Linked DNA regions of Mus musculus: region 1 is linked to region 2. A link is a loop called in an ENCODE intact Hi-C map of the cell type or tissue named here. Cell type or tissue: heart. All regions are shown on one strand. Links, peaks and the distances in the headings refer to the core of each region. The heading gives the core; the rest is flanking DNA. Region 1 overlaps Aadacl4fm2 (AADACL4 family member 2). Region 2 has its middle 20 kb from the start of Dhrs3.

Region 1 (4,395 bases), core at 287-4,286, 310 kb after region 2:
CTAGTGGTGGTCCAGTGTTTGAGAGATCTCAGGGGTCCAGATTAATTGAGACTGCTGGTTCTCCTACAAGGTTGCCCTCCTCCTCAGCTTCTTTCAGCCTTCCCTAATTCAACAATGGGATCAGCTGCTTTTGTCCATTGGTTGGATGCAACTATCTGCCTCTAACTCAGCTTGTTGGGTCTTCTGGAGTGTGGTCATGCTAGGTCCCCTCTCCCCCACTTTTTTAAAGATTAATTTATGTATTATATGTAAGTACACTATTGCTGCCTTCAGACACACCAGAAGAGGGCATCAGATGTCATTATAAATGGTTGTGAGCCACCATGTGGTTACTGGGATTTGAACTCAGGACCTCCTGAAGAGCAGTCAGTGCTTTGTACCACTGAGCCATCTCTCTAGCCCCACTAGGTCCATTTTTGAGATTGCTCCATAGATTCAGTAATAGTGTCAAGCCTTGGGACCTCCCCTTGAGCTGGATCCCTCTTTGAGCCTGTTGCTGGACCTTCTTTTCCCCAGGCTCCTCTCCATTTCCATTCCTGTAATTCTTTCAGGCAGAAACAATTGTGGGTCAGAGTTGTGATTGTGGGATGCCCCCTCTCTCATTTGATGCCCTGTCTTCCTGCTGGAAGTGGCCTCTATAAGTTCCCTCTCCCCACTGTTGGGCATTTCATCTAAGGTCCCTCCCAAGAGTCTCTCACCTTTTAGGTCACAGTGCATTCTGGAGGGACTCCCAACCTCCTACCTCCTAAGGTTGCCTGTGTCCATTCTTTCTGCTGGCCCTCGGGGTTTCAATTCTTTTCCTTCACCCAATACCAGATCAGGTTCCCCTTTCCATCCCAGCTCCCCAAGTTCTTAGTTTAAAAGTGTGTGCCATCACCACCAGACCTCATGATGTATTTTTAAGTAATTGGTAAAGCAGTGTGAAAAGGCACTTATACCTAGGAAATGAGGTATCAGATTGAAGAAAGGAGATGAGAGCTAGCATAGAACAAACACCATGGGGCATCTGGTGTTTGTTGCAAAGGCCCCTGGGAAATCCTGCTGTCAGTGAAGCATAACTTTTCTCTTCTACTTCATGTCCCTCGTTTCACAACCAGGCACTCACTTGCTTACATAAACAATTCCACCTAATTAGGAGAGATAGTTCAGCCCTGAGTTGAGCCACACAGAAAACTGGGCAATAGCTATAAAGTGGATTTGAACTGTAGCCAACTGGTCTTTTGTTCTTTGTCTCCCCAGGGGAATGTACTGGAGAAGATGAAAATTTGCCCCATGCCCCGCTTTTTCTGCTTTATACAAGACCTCTTGGTATCAAAGAATAACTTTGGTGTGTTGGTGAAGAACATGCATTTTGGCACAATTCCTGTGAGACTGTTTCAGCCCAAGGCAACCTCCTCTGGCCCCCGGAAAGGCATCATCTTTTACCATGGAGGAGGTGGTGTGTTTGGTAGCCTTGGTAAGAGGCATTTCTGAAGCATGGGAAAGGAAGTGGTTCTCATGACTGACCTAACTATATCTACATTCCCTTTGGGAATTATTAGCAGGTAGCTAAAGAAAGCAGCAGTCAGAAATCCTTCTAGGGGGCCCAAATTGTGGCTGCAGGTTGTGTCAATCAATAAGTTTGGCATGTCTATGGAAATGTTTTCTATAATAAGTCTTAGTCAAGGAGGGAACACAGGGTCACACATGGCCAAGTACTTGGTATTTTCCTTTCTGTCCATTCATTCTCAAAGCCACTGGCTCATCCAAGATCTGAAACTCACACATATCCCCCAGTTCTTCTGGACCACCATAATGTAATCAATCTGTAACTACCCAACCCCTTCAGCTTTGAATCATGATGGCAACCCTCTTCTCAGTTTCCTAATTTGCAGGCTTCTCCTCTTTCTCAACAACAGGGGTCTTAAAGCACATCTCAATACAGGCAGCCTAGCCTCTTCTTTGACTCTTTGATATTCTCCACCATACAGTCACTTTTGTCCTGTTCTGCCCTTGCTATACTGCAACACAAACTTTGTCATTATGCACAGTAGACACGGTGAGCTCATCACTCTTGGTCTTATGTACATGCTCCTTTGTTCTCAAAACATGCCTCCCCTCATGACGGGCTTGGAATAGGTGAATATGCAATTGATCTTGGACCTTTTCACAAATGTCCTTTCTAGCATGGCATCCACCAACATCTACCTACAGAATTTTTCTGCCATTCTGAGATTAAGCTCCTACACTCCAACTCCACTCATGACAGCTTTCTTGTTGAATATATTTATGGTATTTGTCACCATCTGCTCTTGCTTTGGTTCACCAATCCCTGTGTTTCCTTGTTTGCTGTCTTTCTGCCCCTAGTAAGAATGGGAATGCTAAGAGGGAAAGAAGACCTATGTGCTGTGTTGCTGGATCCCCAGTGCTTGGCCTTATTGTTTGTATTTTTGACTGACTGTATAAACACATGTATATAATTATCTGTTGATGGTTGAGTGAAAAGATAAATTTACAAAGGAATTCATGGTTGAATGAGCAAGAAGCATAGGCTGTCCTCCTTAACTAGAACAGGATGAGATAGGGGTTCCTTGCTGCCACCTGGTGGTAGAAATACCCATGTCTATTTTACAGCTGAAGGTGTTGCTATGATACTCACAAATTAACTATGACCAGAACCAAGGTATGGTTCCTACCCCTGTCCAGGAGCAATTCTCAATCCCAGAAACCTTTGGAAGCCTAGACTGCCATGCTCTTCAGTGGTGTAAAAAAACATAGAAATACTACTTATGTGAGTTGTTGAAGTCCTGATGCTTTTTAGGTTCAGTATCCACAGAGATACATCACCTATCACAACCCTGTTCTATTCACTCCAAGTAGGGCGAGTTGCAGGTACAAAACTCTGAAACTGAAGCAGCTTGAGGCTCTTAAGGTAAGGAAAGATGTGAGTGGGACACAGTGGATGGAAGTAGAACAGGTGGAAGAGCCAAAGTTGTGGTCAAGAGGGACTCCATGTTGACTGTCCATTAGTGTCATACCCACTCCCTAGTTGCCTCCTATAATCCATTTCATTCTTTGTTTAAGAGAGTCCCAGACAATTGTACTTAAGAAAGCATGAATGATGCTAGTATGCAGCAAGGCTGCAGCACGATTGTTAAGAACCTTGAATAGAGGAGCATCCTGCCTCAGTTGAGACTTCTCAGTGCATTGGCCTCAGCACCTGTTTTCACTTCTTACCATATCATTGAAGGTCCTTGTTTCCACCTAGCAATTTCCTGCTATTACTACATTATTTGGTGACATTCACAAATTGTAGTTCCTGAGTTCCCACTTCAGAGTTGTTGGTTCAGCGGGTATGGGCATCCTGGACAGAACATGTGCATAGACTAACCAGTGCCTCTGGATGACAACAGCCAGGGCTGTACACAGCTGAATTGAAGATGCATTTCTCAGGTTCTCTGCCTGGTACTTTACTAAATATCCAACCTAGTCTTTGTAGAGGTTCCATCTTCTGGAATTTCAGACGTATCATCCCCCAATTGAAATGACCCATCTAGCCTTTGTGTATTTTTATCTAATGTGAAATATATTAAATTATTAATGTTCCTAGAAAGTCATTCCAAACTCCACAGTCTTGGCTTTGTACATTTCAGATCCCCTAAGCTTCCTGGTCCTTGGTTTCCTTACTATAAAGTACAATAACACAAAAGATGAGCCAAAAGGTCCTCTTGAATGCTGACATTGACAATGAGAGTGGTGACTGACTACCAAAAAGATCTGGCCAGAATCACTTCAGAGGTGGAAAGAATCAGAACACAGAGAGGATGTCACCTTCTTACTCATAGCAGAAACTTCTGTCCTAGGGTTGTGGTAGAAATTCTACATCCTCCTCATGAGATGCATTAGATTTGCTCTTGCCTTACAGATTCTTACCACAACACTTGCAGTTACCTGGCCCATGAGACAGATTCGGTGGTAATGGCAGTGGGGTAAGTAGCTTATAACAGACATTAGCTTCATCGGGTACCTGGTTCAGTTGTGGTAGAATGAATAAAAGATAATAAGACCCTATTATGCTCTTGACAACTCCATGGCCATTCATTAAGTAAAACAGAAAAGCACATCATGATGTAAAGGCATCTAGGCAGGGAAAAGATAAAACTGTTCAACAATTGACACCAAACCCAATAGAGACCTAATAAATTGATGTTAGAAAAAAATAAGTGATGGATCTAGGAATCAGAGTGTCTTAGTTACTTTCTTGTTGGTGTTATAAAACACCACAACCAAAGGACACTTAAGGAAAATGGAATTTACTTCAGTTCATGGTTCCAGGAGGCTGAGAGTCAGCTAGCATCAGGAAGGGCAGTAGAAGTATCAAGCAGAGAGCACATATCCACAATCATAAGCACAAAG
Region 2 (4,395 bases), core at 123-4,122:
TCTTTCTTATAGGGTCTAAAGGAAGGAGGGGCTGGCTACAGTGGAGAGTGGCTTGAGGGGTTCTGTATTTTGATTGATAGATTATGCCATGTGCCCATTCTTCCTACAGAACTCATCCTTTCCCATAATGCATCTGATTTTAATTATATGCATGCCCAAGTATGCATAGGCCTAAGATTAAATAAATAGGGGATTCTCTCTGAAAGTTCACTTGAAGGACTCAGTTTGCCTTTTCGTACATGTGCCTGGCATTGGTTCATGCTGGCTGCCCCTTTTATTCTTCATATAGGACATATTGGGAATATTCTCGACTAGAAACTGTCTAAATGAGACTGTTTCTAAGAGTGGAGAAATTTATAGTACTGTTAAGAGATTCAAGTATGCCTGATATACATAGGAGGTTCAGGGGTTCTCAGTTTGCTAGGCACATTGTTTGGAGAGGGATATGAGCATCGAATGGGTAGGTGAAGGAGCTAGGCTGCCAAATCCATTATGAGGGGAGAGAAAGGTGGGGAGGAAGAAGAAGAAGAGTAGGAAGAGGAGGAGGAAAGGAGAGGAGAGGAGAGGAAAAGAGAAGAGAGGAGAAGAGAGGAGAGGAGAGGAGAGGAGAGGAGAGGAGAGGAGAGGAGAGGAGAGGAGAGGAGAGGAGAGGAGAGGAGAGGAGAGAACAACCCTTCCCCCTAGAGTCCCAGGCTGCTAAAGTAGTCCCTATGCTTGCCTGCTTCACAGCATGTGTTTAAAAACCCTCTGTGGGGCTGCAAGTACAACTCAGTGGTAGAGTTGTACCTAACATTACTTAAAATATGCAAAGTCCTGGGTTATAGTGATGTATTTTGGATCCCCAGTTTTTGGTTAAAGAAAAGCCCCATGCCAAAGTTCAGGTGTGCCCAGACATCATTTATATTAGGGTTCTCTAGAGGAACAGAACTAAGAGAATGAATATATATTTCAAATGGGATTCATTAGCTTGTTTCACACAGTACAGGCTGGGTAGTCCAACAATAGTTGTCTACAGGCTGAAAACCCTGTAGCTGCTCAGTGCTTAGCCTGGATACTGCAGAAGTCTCAGTCTGGCATCGAAGGCCTGGAGGATTTCTGGGAGCTTCTGCTCTTCAGTCCATGTTGGAAAGCTGTAGAAGCTGGGTTCTTATGTCAGTAAGACTGGCAGCAAGGTTGGCAGCAACAAAGCCTATGCACTCAGCAGCCAGGAGTGAAGGTGAGCAGGCAAGGGCAGCCCCACTTCTTAGAAAGGGCTATTCACTCCGGGGGAGGCTGTCTGTGGCAGTTTGAATATGCTTGGCCCAGGGAGTGGCACTATTTGGAGATGTGGCCTTATTAGAGTAGGCATGGCCTTGTTAGAGGAAGTGTGTCACTGTGGGTGTGGGCTTTAAGAACCTTATCCTAGCTCCCTGTTAGCCAGTCCTCTCATGTTTGCCTTCAGAATAAGATGTAGAACTCTCAGCTCCTCCTGTACCATGCCTGCTTTGACACTGCCATGCTTCTGCCTTGATGATAATGTAGTGAACCTCTGAACCTGTAAGCCAGCCCCAATTAAATGTTGTCCTCATAAGAGTTGCTTTGATCATGGTGTCTGTTCACAGCAGTACAACTCTAACTAAGACACTATCTCTCTTTCATTTAATCCTTTCTGGAAACTCAGGAACCCCCTCACCTCCCATAGATTCATCCACCTAGAGGCACGGCTCTTAGTTGATTCGAGAAGAAGAATAATAAGAAGAGATTGTAAGAGAATAAAGGTACATGGAGCCCTGGTGTGGTAGGCAAACAATATCCAAAAGATGAGCTTCTGTCTGTCTTTCCGTTCATCTGTACAGTTGGAGAGACAAAGCAACTCTGTGTCTTCTGGGTTAAGCCCCTGTTTCAGGTTCTGGAAACACCAACAAGTGGTTTTAATAATAACGTGGGTTTTGGATTTTGTGTTGCATCAGTAAAATAGAGATGTTACTAGTACCTACCTCTAGAGGGCACTGTAGTCCTTACCCAAATTCATCCAGGACCGGTGCGTATCAAAGGTGGACCTTTAAATGTTTATTGCATCGCTATGGCAACTGTGCAAAAGTAACACATAACATCATAGATTGCGGTGTGGGATATCACTGGTAGTAATTTTAGAAAAGTGATTCAGTTTTGTTATCATTTCCATATGCTCACCTCCACTGGCAGTTTTACTAACATGTTTGGTACACAGGAAGAGTCTTCAGCAATAATAAACCCTTCAGCTATAATAAACCTGTGAGCACCCAGAGTTCTGGCCACAAGAATCCCAGATGTCACCAGGTGTAGCAATGCACACTTTTTGACAGCAGATGCTGGTGAGGATGTGGAGAAAGAGGAACACTCCTACATTGCTGGTGGGATTGCAAGCTGGTACAACCACTCTGGATATTAGTCTGTCAGTTCCTCAGAAAATTGGACATAGTACTACTGGAAGATCCAGCAATACCTCTCCTGGGCATATACCCAGAAGATGTTCCAAATGGTAATAAGGACACATGCTCCACTATGTTTATAGCAGCCTTATTTATAATAGCCAGAAGCTGGAAAGAACCCAGATGTCCATCAACAGAGAAATGGATACAGAAAATGTGGTACATTTACACAATGGAGTACTACTCAGCAATTAAAAACAATGAATTTATGAAATTCTTAGGCAAATGGATGTATCTGGAGGATATCGTCCTGAGTGAGGTAACCCAATCACAAAAGAACACACATGATATGCACTCACTGATAAGTGGATATTAACCCAGAAACTTAGACTACCCAAGATACAATTTGCAAAACACATGAAACTCAAGAAGAAGGAAGACCAAAGTGTGGATACTTCGTTCCTTCTCAGAATGGGAACAAAATACCTATGGAAGGAGTTACAGAGACAAAGTTCAGAGCTGAGATGGAAGAAAGGGTCATCCAGAGAATGCCCCACCTGGGGATCCATCCCATATACAGCAACCAAACCTAGACACTATTGCATATGCCAGCAAGATTTTGCTGACAGAACTCTGATATAGCTGTCTCTTGTGAGGCTATGCCAGTGCCTGGCAAATACAGAAGTGGATGCTCACAGTCATCTATTGGATGGAACACAGGGCCCCTAAAGAAGGAGCTAGAGAAAGTACCCAAGGAGCTAAAGGGGTTGGCAATCCTTTAGGAGTATCAACAATATGATCTAACCAGTACCACCCAGAACTGTCTCTCTAGTTGCACATGTAGCAGAGGATGGCCTAGTCAGCCATCAATGGGAGGAGAGGTCTTTGGTATTGCAAAAATCATATGCGCCAGTACAGGAGAATGCCAGGGCCAAGGAAGTGGGAGTGGGTTGGGGAGCAGGGCAGGGGAAGGGAATAGGGGACTTTTGGGATAGCATTTGAAATGTAAATGAAGAAAATATCTAATAATTAAATGAAAAATTGAAACAAACAAACAAACAAAAAGCAATGTACTCCTTTAATCGCTGCACTCTGGAGACAGCAAATTTGAGACTAGTCAGCTCTACATGGAGAGTTCTAGGTCAGCTAGACCATGCCAACAAAAAAAAAAAAAAAACAAAACAAAACAAATGAAACAAAACCAAACCACCCCCTCTCAACCCATATATGCCCAAGAACCTGGGCATGCTTCCTCCAGTGTCTACTGGAAATGTTAGTATGGTGCTGCTCTGCCTGCTTCCCGTGACTGCTCTCACAGCCTCTCCAAGTGTGAAGTCTACGCTCAGCTAAACATAGTCTTGGTGAAGCCACTGGACTGGAGGTCTTGGGAGAGATGGAAGTAGGTGTTAAAACTCTCAATCTTTCTGTCCCCTAGTGCCCTGTGTTGGAAGGAAGGATAAAGGACATACGCTCATTAAGATTTGGGAACTCAGAAGGCAAATGGCTCTGCCTTTTCTGTTCCTGCAGGAAAGAGGACACCTGTGCCCCTCCATCCAACTATGAAAAACAAAAAAGCTGGCACCAAGAAATTTGAATTTTCCCAGGAATCTCAATGCTGGGAGAAAGAAAAGGCTGAAGCCTGGTGCCAGCCAAAGAGAGCTTGTCTCTCAGGAAGAGACTTCACATGGTTCTGGTAAGTTGTTAGACCACCTTGCTGGAGAGACAAATTGACATAATGATGGTTCAGCAATGGGCAAGACCACACCTTGATCAGGGCTGCTTAGTTTTGCATAGTTATCCTCTATTTAATTTAACTTTGTTTCAGGACTCCAAAGATGGATTGGCAAATCACTAGACTGCTTTGTTTTTCTTACAGTTGTGAGGTGTGTATAGTAGTGAGTGCACAGAAGAATTTTATCTTTGGAATGGTATGACAATAGTTGTGATCACCACTACCACCACCACCACCACCACCACCATCATTATCATCATTATTATTATTTTC

What was found. Peaks named below come from ENCODE experiments on the same cell type or tissue, not always from the same donor. Only the 100,000 strongest peaks of a DNase experiment are listed, where the experiment ranks them.
Region 1: it touches region 2 in a loop (18-fold over the local background); 8 of 42 quality-filtered maps call a loop at or near these places.

What each region holds. Positions count from the first base shown.
Region 1 is chr4:144,558,193-144,562,587 of GRCm38, reverse strand. Aadacl4fm2 (AADACL4 family member 2) reads left to right here. Exons shown (of 4, transcript NM_001085542.1): 2 at 1,240-1,456; 3 at 3,905-3,968. Among named protein-coding and RNA genes, the nearest start is that of Aadacl4fm2, 4.7 kb to the left of the region's middle. In heart, for the core only: a CTCF peak has its summit at 2,570 (motif pointing left); no DNase peak of the experiment used is centred there.
Region 2 is chr4:144,870,730-144,875,124 of GRCm38, reverse strand. It overlaps a transcript of Vps13d not described here. Among named protein-coding and RNA genes, the nearest start is that of Dhrs3, 20 kb to the left of the region's middle. In heart, for the core only: a CTCF peak has its summit at 1,982 (motif pointing right); no DNase peak of the experiment used is centred there.